Regions from separate parts of the Homo sapiens genome. Here region 1 is linked to region 2. Evidence: read pairs that join two places in POLR2A ChIA-PET (ENCODE). Cell type or tissue: GM12878. All regions are shown on one strand. Links, peaks and the distances in the headings refer to the core of each region. The heading gives the core; the rest is flanking DNA. Region 1 overlaps FBXL13 (F-box and leucine rich repeat protein 13). Region 2 holds the start of LOC105375434.

Region 1 (5,380 bases), core at 184-5,183, 72 kb after region 2:
AAGAGAATATCAAGATGAATTCCATTCTGCCTCATATCCTGTCTGTACATTTATTTATCTGACTCAATTTCCCAGATGGGTTTTATACTTTTTTTTTTTTTGAGACAGAGTCTAGCTCTGTCGCCCAGTCTAGAGTGCAGTGGTGCCATCTCAGCTCACTGCAACATCCGCCTCCTGGGTTCAAGCGATTCTCCTGCCTCAGCCTCCCAAATAGCTGGGACTACAGGCACCTGCCACCATGCTCAGCTAATTTTTGTATTTTTAGTCGAGACAGGGTTTCACCATGTTGGTCAGGCCGGTCTCGAACTCCTAACCTCAGGTGATCCACCCGCCTCAGCCTCCCAAAGTGCTGAGATTACAGGCATGACCCACCACAGCATGACCCACCATGTCTGGCAGGTTTTATACTTTTCTAAAACCCATCTTCTGCAAGCCTTGGAATACATAAATAACCTTTCATTAAAGTTTTCCCTGTATATTTAACCTCTTCTGAATTTCATCTACCTGTCCTAAATAAAACCTGATTTTCTACCTACAATATCATTTTCCTGCAAATCTCTTGAATAGAGACTGATTTTTTTAAAAATCAGGCCTGGCTTGGTGGTTCATGCCTGTAATCCCAGCACTGTGAGAGCCCAAGGCAGGTGGATTGCTTGCCAGGAGTTCAAGACCAGCCTCGGTAACATAGTGAGACCCTGTGTGTACAAAAATTAAAAAAAAAAAAAAAAAAAAGCTAACTTGTCTTAGTGGCTCACACCTGTAGTCCCTGCTACTCATGAGGCTGAGAGGAGAGGATCACTTGAGCCCAGGAATTTGAGGCTGCAGTGAACTATGATTGCACCACTGAACTCCAGCCTGGGTGATGGAGCAAGACCCTATCTCTAAAAAAATAAAAAATTAAAAAACATTTTAAACAATCCTGCTTGGTCCCCTGGGCTTACTGAATCTGTTGATAGATATTTTTCATCCGTTTTAGAAAATTCTTGGTTCTTTTCAAATAGTACTTCTATTCAGTTCTCTCTTTTCCTTTTGGAACTCCAATCGTACATATGTTAGCTTTTTTTTTCTTTTTCTTTACCTTGTTCTACATGCCTCTTTTGATCTCTTCTGCTTTTTCCCCATTTTCTTCTTTTTGAGCTCAAGTTTGGATCTTTTTCATTGATGGTTTTCAAGTTTACTAATTTTGTTTTATGCTGTGTCCAGTCTACTCTTAAATACATCAAATGAAATCTTAATTTTAGACATGTTTTTCAGTTCTAGAATGACAATTTGATGTTTAAATAAATTCTGATTATTAGAATTATGCATCTTTTCATTCAGTTTGCCTTTTTCTGTTTTCTTTATTTGTTCTCTCCAAATCTGTTAAAATTTGATCCCCAGTGTTGGAGGTGGGGCCCAGTGGGAGGTATTTGAGTCATGTGGGCAGATCCCTCAAGAATGGCTTTGTGCCCTCCCCTGTGATAATTAGTGAGTTCTCCCTCTATTAGTTCACCCAAGAGCTGGTTGTTTAGAAGAGCCTCCCTCTAGCTGTTTCTCTTACTCCTTCTCTTCCCATGTTACATGCTGGCTCCCTTTGCCTTCTGCAGTGAGTAAAAGCTTCCTGAGGCCTTCGCCAGAAGCCGAGCAGATGCTGGCACCATGCTTCTTGTACACCCTGCAGAACCCTGAGCCGCATACAACTCTTTTCTTTATAAATTACCTGGCCTCAGGTATTTCTTTATAGCCGTGCAAAATGGATCAACACACATGTTGATGGTTGTTATTTTAAAATTATTGTTTGTTGCTTATGCCTGTAATTCTAGCACTTTGGGAGGCCGAGGTGGGTGGATCACTTGAGGCCAGGAGTTCGAGACCAGCTGAAACCCTGTCTCTACTAAAAATACAAAAATTTGCCAGGTGTGGTGCACGCCTGTAATTCCAGCTATTTGGGAGGCTGAGGCATGAGAATCGCTTGAACCCAGGAGGCAGAGGTTGCAGTGAGCTGAGATCACACCATTACACTCCAGCCTGGGTGATGGAGTGAGACTGTGTCTCTAAAAAAATAAATAAATAAAATAAATACATAAAATTAAATCATTGTTTGTTAACTTGAATATCCAGATCATTTGTGGGTCTGCTTCTATTGCTTATTTTCTTCTGTTGATAATTCAAGACATTTTCCTGCCTTCATACATACCTAGTAATTTCTTTTTTTTTTTTTTTTTTGAGACAGAGTCTTGCACTGTCGCCCAGGCTGGAGTGCAGTGGCGGGATCTCGGCTCACTGCAAGCTCCGCCTCCTGGCTTCACGCCATTCTCCTGCCTCAGCCTCCCGAGTAGCTGGGACTACAGGCGCCTGCCACCATGCCCGGCTAATTTTTTTGTATTTTTAGTAGAGACGGGGTTTCACCGTGTTAGCCAGGATGGTCTCGATCTCCTGACCTCATGATCCACCTGCCTCGGCCTCCCAAAGTGCTGGGATTACAGGCGTGGGCCACCGCGCCCAGCCCATACCTAGTAATTTCTTATTTTTATTGGACATTGTGTGAGAAAAGAACAATAGAAGTTCCAGATGATATACTCTTTCGCCAGCAAAGGTTCGTCCTTTCCTCTGTATAGGGTACAGAGCTCATGACCTCAGTCCAGGAAGGGACTGATCTGTGTTGAGCTTGGACTGTGGATTTATTTGGGTTCGGTTTACATCTGGTTCATCCCTATTCCTCAGGCATAGCTCTTCTGGGCTTTTGATTGAGAAGCTAGCCAGTCTCTGTCTCCTCAGACTGAAAGATTGTGAGAGATTTGGTTCTGCTCTTCGGAGGTATTTAAGCTTAGCTCTTTAGTTTCCCTTCTAGGCCCTCAACTTTTATATATGTATATATATTCCCCAATTTAAAACTTTTAAAAGTAAACTTTAATATCAAAAATGCAAACTTGGGGAGGGCATAAAAATCACACACAAGGCTGCCACTTCACACTTCGAGGGTTGCACAACGGCCGGGCAAAGGCGCTCCTCACTTTCCAGATGGGGCGGCAACCAGGTAGAGGCGCTCCTCACTTCCCAGAAGGTGCAGCGGCTGGGCAGAGGCGCTCCTCTCTTCCCAGACTGTGGGGCAGCCAGGGAGAGGTGCGCCTTACTTCCCAGACAGTGGGGCGGCAGGGCAGAGGGCCTCCTCACTTCCCAGAGGGGGCGACAGCCAGGCAGAGGTGCTCCTCACTTCCCAGGTGGTGGGGCGGCCGGGCAGAGGTGCTCCTCACTTCCCAGACGGTGGGGCGGCCGGGCAGAGGCGCTCCTCACTTCCCAGATGGTGGGGCGGCTGGGCAGAGGTGCTCCTTACTTCCCAGATGGCGTGGTGGCCGTGGGCCCTCAACTTTAAAATCTGGCAAGTACATTGAAGGTTATGCTGGCTGTATGTTTGAGGCAGGCTTCCTCTTCCTTCCCTGAGATTATGAAAGACTCACTCTGCCTTGTAGGAGTTGATGTTCTAGCTCCTCAGCCTCCTGTGTGAACACTCCCAGAACTCACTGCCTTATGGGAGACAGTGGCCACACTTGGGGCACCTCAAGTTTCTAACCTGTCATGTTACCCCCGTGCCACCACCATAAGCCTATTGGTTTCTCTTCCCATTTGTAGACTTTCTCTGCCTGGGCCCAGCCCTGTCCTCTTTCCTACCCAGAGCTGGCACACGTTCCCAGGGAAAAAAAGCAGCTGTGCATTGTCAGCTCACTTCAGAAAAATTTCCTTCCCCTGGAATTCCATGGCTCGCCAATATCTTTTTTAAATGTGATTTTTGTAATGTGTCTGTTTTTTTCTAGTTGTTGTAGCAGGGTCATTGGACCATGGTGACTTTCCACATCCTACTCAGATATGAAATCCTAGGGAGACTGTCTTGTTTCACTCCTCAGTTTACCTCAGATCTAGAGATAGGTTAGGTGTCTTCCTTGGCTCCCCATTTCCACTTCCAAACTATGTATCTTCCCTCCTTTTTCTAAAGTCTCAGCTTCTTTGTAGTTCATAACATCAGATTTAGCACTCACTGTCTTCATTATGTACCAATCTCTATGTTTTGTTGGTAGCATTAGCATCTGGCTCACCATCTTCCTTTTTCTCTACTCCTGTCATTGTTCTTGTGCCCGCAGTATTCACAGGGATGTTCCGTTCACATCCTTGACCTTTCTTCCAGTTATCTTTGCTTTCACCGTTCCTCAGTCATGTCCTTCTATGGTCATACTCTTAACCATTTTATCCTAAATTGCTGTACCATCTCTGAAATCTCCATTTCTTCATCCACTTATCTCTTAATTTCTTAGCTCACTCACATTGGAGCTTCTACACTAGCACTTCTTCAACTGACTCAAACCACCATTTCATTCAATTATCTTTGCACTGTCAAATATTACTCTTATGTCCTTATTTCTCTCTTTACCCATCTTAGATTCCTTGGTTCATCATTATTGTGGATGTCTATTACCTAAATGTCTTTACAACATTTAGTGATTTAAAATAACAGTATTCATTTTATTATTGCCTCTCACAGTTATGGGAGTTGACAGAATATTATTGCTTGAGATCCCTCATGCACTTACATGTCAGAGTGGCTGAGGTTAAAATCATCTTGAAGGCTTCCTTACCTACATGCCTGGCAGTTGATGCTGGCTGTCGATGAGGACCTCTCCTGAGACTGACAGGTAGAACATCTATGTGTAACATCTCCATGTAGCTTGAGCTTCCTCACAGCGTGGAGGCTGGGTCCCAAAACAGGTGTCCAAGAGACAGAGCCAAGTAAAATCTCCTTTTATAACCTAGCCCCAGAAGTTACTCAACATCACTTTCACTGTATTCTCTTCATTACAAGTGGATTATTAAGACTAATCCATATTCAAGAGGAGAGGAATTAAACCCCACCTCTTTATGTAAGAAATATCATTTGCAGACATGCTTTTAAAATGCCACCACACCATCATTATGATCACTTTCAAATACGATTATCTCCTTTACCTGTTTCTCCCTCTGTCCTATTGATGTGACAAACACCCATCCCTGGTAAAACTCAAATATCCAGCAGTCCGTGCTTACCCCTGAGCAACTGAACATTATTTAAAGGAAGAACACACAATTAAACTGAATTGTGTCACTTTAAATTCAATCCTCAGTTGTCAAATGGGCTCTCAATATCCATAGTCCTACATTTCCTAGTATTTTCAGTTTCTGACAATTCCATTACACCCACAGTGAAAGAGTAGACAAAAAAAAAAAAATTCTTGGGAGGCCGAGGCGGGCAGATCACCTGAGGTTTGGAGTTCAAGACCAGCCTGACCAACATGGAGAAAGATCACTAAAAATACAAAATTAGCTGGGCGTGGTGGCGCATGCCTTTAATCCCAGCTACTCGAGTGGCTGAGGC
Region 2 (5,380 bases), core at 152-5,151:
TGTAACTGTAAATTAGAAAAATTGAGTAATGAAAGTTATAGCATTTGAAACCTTCTTCATGTAAAATTAAAGGGGCAATTATATTTATAAGAGAACTAGTATTTATTGAGCATCTCCCAAGTACCTTTTACTTTGCAAAAGGGGAGAAAATTTTGTTGAAAGCCAAAAAAACAAAACAAAAGAAAAGGTGAGCCTTGTCAGTGAGACCATAACTGTTTGCAAAATGCTACTAACTTTAGAACCTAGGTATCTACTCAAGATAAATTTATTGAATTTTCCTTGTAGATTCAACATGATTAGTGGAAAGAGCATGGGCTTTGGCATCTGGTCAACTTGGGTTTCATCCCTAGATCCAACTGTTAACAACTTTATTGCTTTATGGAAGCTATTAAACTCTGTGAGCCTCTTTTACATCACCTATAGCATGAGGATAATAATTATCTAAAGTGCTTGGTACATAGTAAATGCTTAGTAAATGATAAATGGACCAGGTGCCGTGGCTCCTGTCTGTAATCCCAGCACTTTAGGAGGTCAAGGCAGGAGGATTGCTTGAGGCCAGGAGTTCAAGGCTGCAGTGTGTTGATCAAGGCACCCACATATGGATTAGGAAAGCTGTATTTTGGGCATTTGTTACCATTGGTGTTTTTATAGCTCCCCTAAACCTGAACCTCCCAGTTACGGTAATCGTATCAGTTAGGATTAATTTGTTGTGATTTGAAAGATTGCTCAAATATGTTTTTCCTACACATGAAAGAAGTCCAAAGTTGGACAGTTCAGGCTTGGTATGGTGGGCCCTGAAGTCCTTCTGGCTCTCCTCGATGCCATTCCTTGGATGTGGCACCCTCCTGGCTCAAGATGGCTCCAGGTAGCCAGATGCAGGACAAATCGAGAAGAATGCCTCCCTTTCCCTTAAGGAGACTTCTGGAAGCACCATAAAAGGCTCGTATCACATTGTTCAAAGTGTCACCAACCTGGCCATCCCTAGCTAGAAGGCTGAGAAATGTCATCATTTAGCTGATGCATAGTTACCCTAAGTAAAACGGGTTCTGTTACTGAGAAGAAAAGGAAGAGAAGATTTTTTTTTTTTCTAAATACATGACAGATTAAAGAACACTAGATTTTATGGCAGGCATCTTTTCGTCTTTACCACTGTGCTGCCGCTTTACCACATAGAATTTAACTACTCAATTATTCCCCAAGACTTTTCTATTTTTATTTATTTATGTTTATTTATTTATTCTTAGACAAGCTCTTGCTCTGTCACCCAGGCTGGAGTGCAGTGGCATGATCACGGCTCACTACAGCCTTGACCTCCTGGGCTCAAGCAATCCTCCTATCTCAGCCCGCCACACCTGGCTAATTTTTGCGTGTGTGTGTTTGTTTTTTTGTTTTTTTGTTTTTTTTTTTGTAGAGACAGAGTCTCACTATGTTGCCCAGGGTGGTCTTGAACTCCTGGGCTCAAGTGATCTGCCTGCCTTGGCCTCCCAACGTGTTGGGATTACAGGTGTGAGCCCCTGTACCTGGCCAGTTTTAATTTTTGTTAGCAGAGTTGGTGGGGATCTCCACTGTTGACTTTTGTCTCTCTGTCTTCTGGTCATTTTTGCTTCTATTATTTGACTCCTAGCAGGAGATCTTTTAAAAAACAATTAACTGTATCCTAATGAAGAGTGATTAGGAGTTTAAGCTCTGGTTTTTTCATTTATTCATTCCATAAATATTGTGCACTCATTGTGTACAGGCTGCTTTGTGTTATTGACAATGTGAATCATTACTGATTATATTTCCCTTTTTTTGACTTGGCTTCCTGGGGGCACAGAGTCAAATTTGTGACTCAGTTGGATTGAGTACAAGCCTTGCCCTGTCAAACTTTCTTTTTTTCTGTCACCCAGGCTGCAGTGCAGTGGCACGATCTTGGCTCACTGCAACCTCTGCCTCCCTGGTTCAAGTGATTCTCCCACTTCAGCCTCCCAAGTAGCTGGGATTACAGCCGCCTGCCACCATGCCTGGCTATTTTTTGTATTTTTAGTAGAGATGGGGTTTCACCATGTTGGCCAGGCTGGTCTCGAACTCCTGACCTCAAATGATCCACCTGCCTCGGCCTCCCAAAATGCTGGGATTACAGGCATGAGTCACCATGCCTGGCCCCTGTTAAACTTTCTACCTAGCAATGTGGTTAGTCTTCCCATCCCACTGTATAGCAGTTTCAGGATGATGCTGCCTCTCTAACTTGGAGTGCTGAACAGGAAGTAAGAGTTGGCTTTACGGTAGGCAGCTGCCAGGCTAGCATAAATTCTGGCATACCAGAAAATCCCTTTGATCCTTCCTAAATGCTTGTCTTACTTTGTGCCAAATGACTAATGATTTAAAGCAGTGGTTCTCAACCCTGCCTGTATATCAGAAACACCCACAGAACTTTTAAAAATTATCTAGAGAAACTGCCCCACCTGACATTTTGATTCAGTAGCCTCTGGTGTAGTTTAAAAAGCTCCACAGGGGAGCTCTTTCCTTTCGCTGCTGTGGCTGCAGCCTTGAGTATGCTCAGGCTTCAGAAGAGGCTTGCCTCTAGTGTCCTCTGCTGTGGCAAGAAGAATATCTGGTTAGACCCCAATGAGACCAATGAAATCACCAATGCCAACTCCCGTCAGCAGATCCGGAAGCTGATCAAAGATGGGCTGATCATCCGCAAGCCTGTGATGGTCCATTCCCCCGCTTGATGCCGGAAAAACACCTTGGCCTGCCGGAAGGGCAGGCATATGGGCATAGGTAAGCGGAAGGGTACAGCCAATGCCCGAATGCCAGAGAAGGTCACGTGGATGAGGAGAATGAGGATTCTGCACCGGCTGCTCAGAAGATACCGTGAATCTAAGAAGATTGATCGCCGCATGTATCACAGCCTGTACCTGAAGGTGAAGAGGAATGTGTTAAAAAACAAGCAGATTCTCATGGAACACATCCACAAGCTGAAGGCAGACAAGGCCCGCAAGAAGCTCCTGGCTGATCAGGCTGAGGCCCGCAGATCTAAGACCAAGGAAGCACACAAGAGCTATGAAGAGCACCTCCAGGCCAAGAAGGAGGAGATCATCAAGACTTTGTCCAAGGAGGAAGAGACCAAGAAATAAAAGCTGCCCCTTTGTGTGTACATACTGGCCTCCGTGATTACATAGATCAGCCATTAAAGTAAAATAAGCCTTTATCTGCTTGCAAAAAAAAAAAAAAAAAAAAAAAAACAACTCCACAGGTAATTCTGATGTACATTTGAGGTTTCAGGGCTTGTACCCATGTGGACTGGAAATGATCTAGGGAGGATTTGCACTTTGTTCCTTATCTGTCACACACTGGAAATCAGATCTTTCTTGAAAACCTGTTTTGGCCATGGAAAAAGCAGATGGGGGGAACAATATGATAGTAGAGTCACTTGGGTAAGAGAGGCAAGAATACTGAAATGCTTTAGGGGAAACTTATTTACTCGTGATTTATGTAGAGCTGGCCTTGCTTGCCTATTTTGCCAGCTCCCATTGTGGGAAATTTTTCCTTTGAGCAAAAGAATCTGTTTAACTGGAGCTTCAAGCTCTGGGAAAAGTGCTGAGTCTGCATGTGGCCACCATTAGTATCATGAGTTTTCAGCTTCTGCTCCTTGGGCCAGTGAAGGGAGATAAAGGGAAGTCAGGTAGATTATTATTTTCAGAATCAGGAGACTATCAATGAGTCTTCTGAGCTAATGAGAGCCTTCTGGTGACTCCAGGAGGGTTAGTGAGGCCACAAGGAACTATGAGGTCGGGTAGGAATCCTGTTTTGAATTAAGAGTTCTGCACTTTGGGAGGCCAAGGCGGGCAGATCACGAGGTCAGGAGATTGAGACCGTCCTGGCTAACATGGTGAAACCCCGTCTCTACTAAAAATACAAAAAAATTAGCCGGGCGTGGTGGCGGGCTCCTGTAGTCCCAGCCACTTGGGAGGCTGAGGCAGGAGAATGACGTGAACCCGGGAGGCGGAGCTTGCAGTGAGCCGAGATCACGCCACTGCACTCCAGCCTGGGCGACTGAGCAAGACTCTGTTTCAAAAAAAAAAAAAAAAAAAAAAAGAGTTCTGTGAATTCCAAGATCAGGCCTTCTCTTACTCAAATAGAACAAAAACACATTCCAGAGTTTATTCTGCTTCAGTTTATTCATACCATTTCCCTCAGCTTCCTTATCACATTAGTGTAGAAATGCAAAAATGGTATACATGTATATCCTACTATCTCATTAAAACTGTTACTGTTTATAGCATAATGAAACAGTGGCTTAGTTATTCAGTGCTTACTATGTACTGTGTGCCAGAGACTGGGCTAGGAATTATGAAACTGAGGTTTAGGATGATGAGGGGCAAAGTTGGGAAGCATTTATTTTAAGATGTTTTCAATTCTTTTGCCCCATCTTCTGGTAATGTGGTTTTTCCTGATAACCCATTCAAGCATATTTTAGTTATATTCATTTTTAATATGCTTTTATAATTTGCTACAAACTTTCTGCTATTCTTAAACAGAGGCTACTGAATTGAACTCAGGGATCTTAAAGTCCCTTAGAACCTCAAGATTCTATTAACCTTTTGGGGATATCTCTAGCCTCACTCTGACCCTGTTATTTACAGTGTACAGAAGACTCAGGAGATGGCTGAACAGGGTCTGATGTAGTCATGTCCTGGGCCTTGTTTCCCTGTAAAAGTCTCACTGTTCGTTTATTTTTTTGTCATTTTTCTCCCAGAGGATGGACCACGCATGACACTGCGGGCAGAATAACATGTCTGCCCCTTTGCCAAATTCATTTGTGAGTGAATCAGGGTTCAAGTAACCTCTCTAGTGACTTTGTTTCTTTCCATCACCCTCTCTGTTGCCATCAGCGCCCTTTAACTTGTTGGCTGAATTCAGAAAGTTCTGAGCTTTTCAGTGTCTCTGACCTGCTGGATCACAGGACTCTTGCTGTCACTGTGGACCGCTCAGCACTTAAGGAAAAGTATTCCTCACCATCTTGAGAATTTGGCCAGTATGTTTTGGAAATGCCTTATTCTAAAGTCTATACCATTTTCATTAATCAGAGCTGACACTTCTGTAAATGTGATACTGAGCCAAAATCTATATGGTTTCTTATGATTTTTTTCCCTAATGGATTTTGAATCCCTGGAGGTCAGGGGTTCATATTCTCCACAGCAACTGGAGAGCTAGGACTTAGATAAAGTAGACATTCTAACAATGTTTGTTAAATGCAACTTTTAAAATGCTTTAAGTAGAAGCCCTTACAGGTAATATCTGGAATCTTTTTAAGTTTGAAAATCTAATGGCTATTTGTATCAGATTTATATGTCCTGGCTCTTAATAACCTCCTAGCCTACCTGATAAACCTGTG

Evidence for each region. ChIA-PET counts read pairs that join two places held together with the same protein. Peaks named below come from ENCODE experiments on the same cell type or tissue, not always from the same donor. Only the 100,000 strongest peaks of a DNase experiment are listed, where the experiment ranks them.
Region 1: POLR2A ChIA-PET joins it to region 2 with 5 read pairs; 22 of 35 experiments call an interaction of 5 or more read pairs at or near these places.

The regions. Positions count from the first base shown.
Region 1 is chr7:103,066,904-103,072,283 of GRCh38, reverse strand. The region is part of intron 1 of FBXL13 (F-box and leucine rich repeat protein 13); the gene reads left to right. Among named protein-coding and RNA genes, the nearest start is that of FBXL13, 5.2 kb to the left of the region's middle. In GM12878, for the core only: no CTCF peak of the experiment used is centred there; no DNase peak of the experiment used is centred there.
Region 2 is chr7:103,139,088-103,144,467 of GRCh38, reverse strand. The region is part of intron 1 of NAPEPLD (N-acyl phosphatidylethanolamine phospholipase D); the gene reads left to right. It overlaps LOC105375434, which reads right to left and starts at 2,702. Exons shown (of 3, transcript XM_047421168.1): 1 at 2,627-2,702. The coding sequence starts at 2,702. It also overlaps the pseudogene RPL19P12. In GM12878, for the core only: no CTCF peak of the experiment used is centred there; a DNase peak (open chromatin) is centred at 2,258.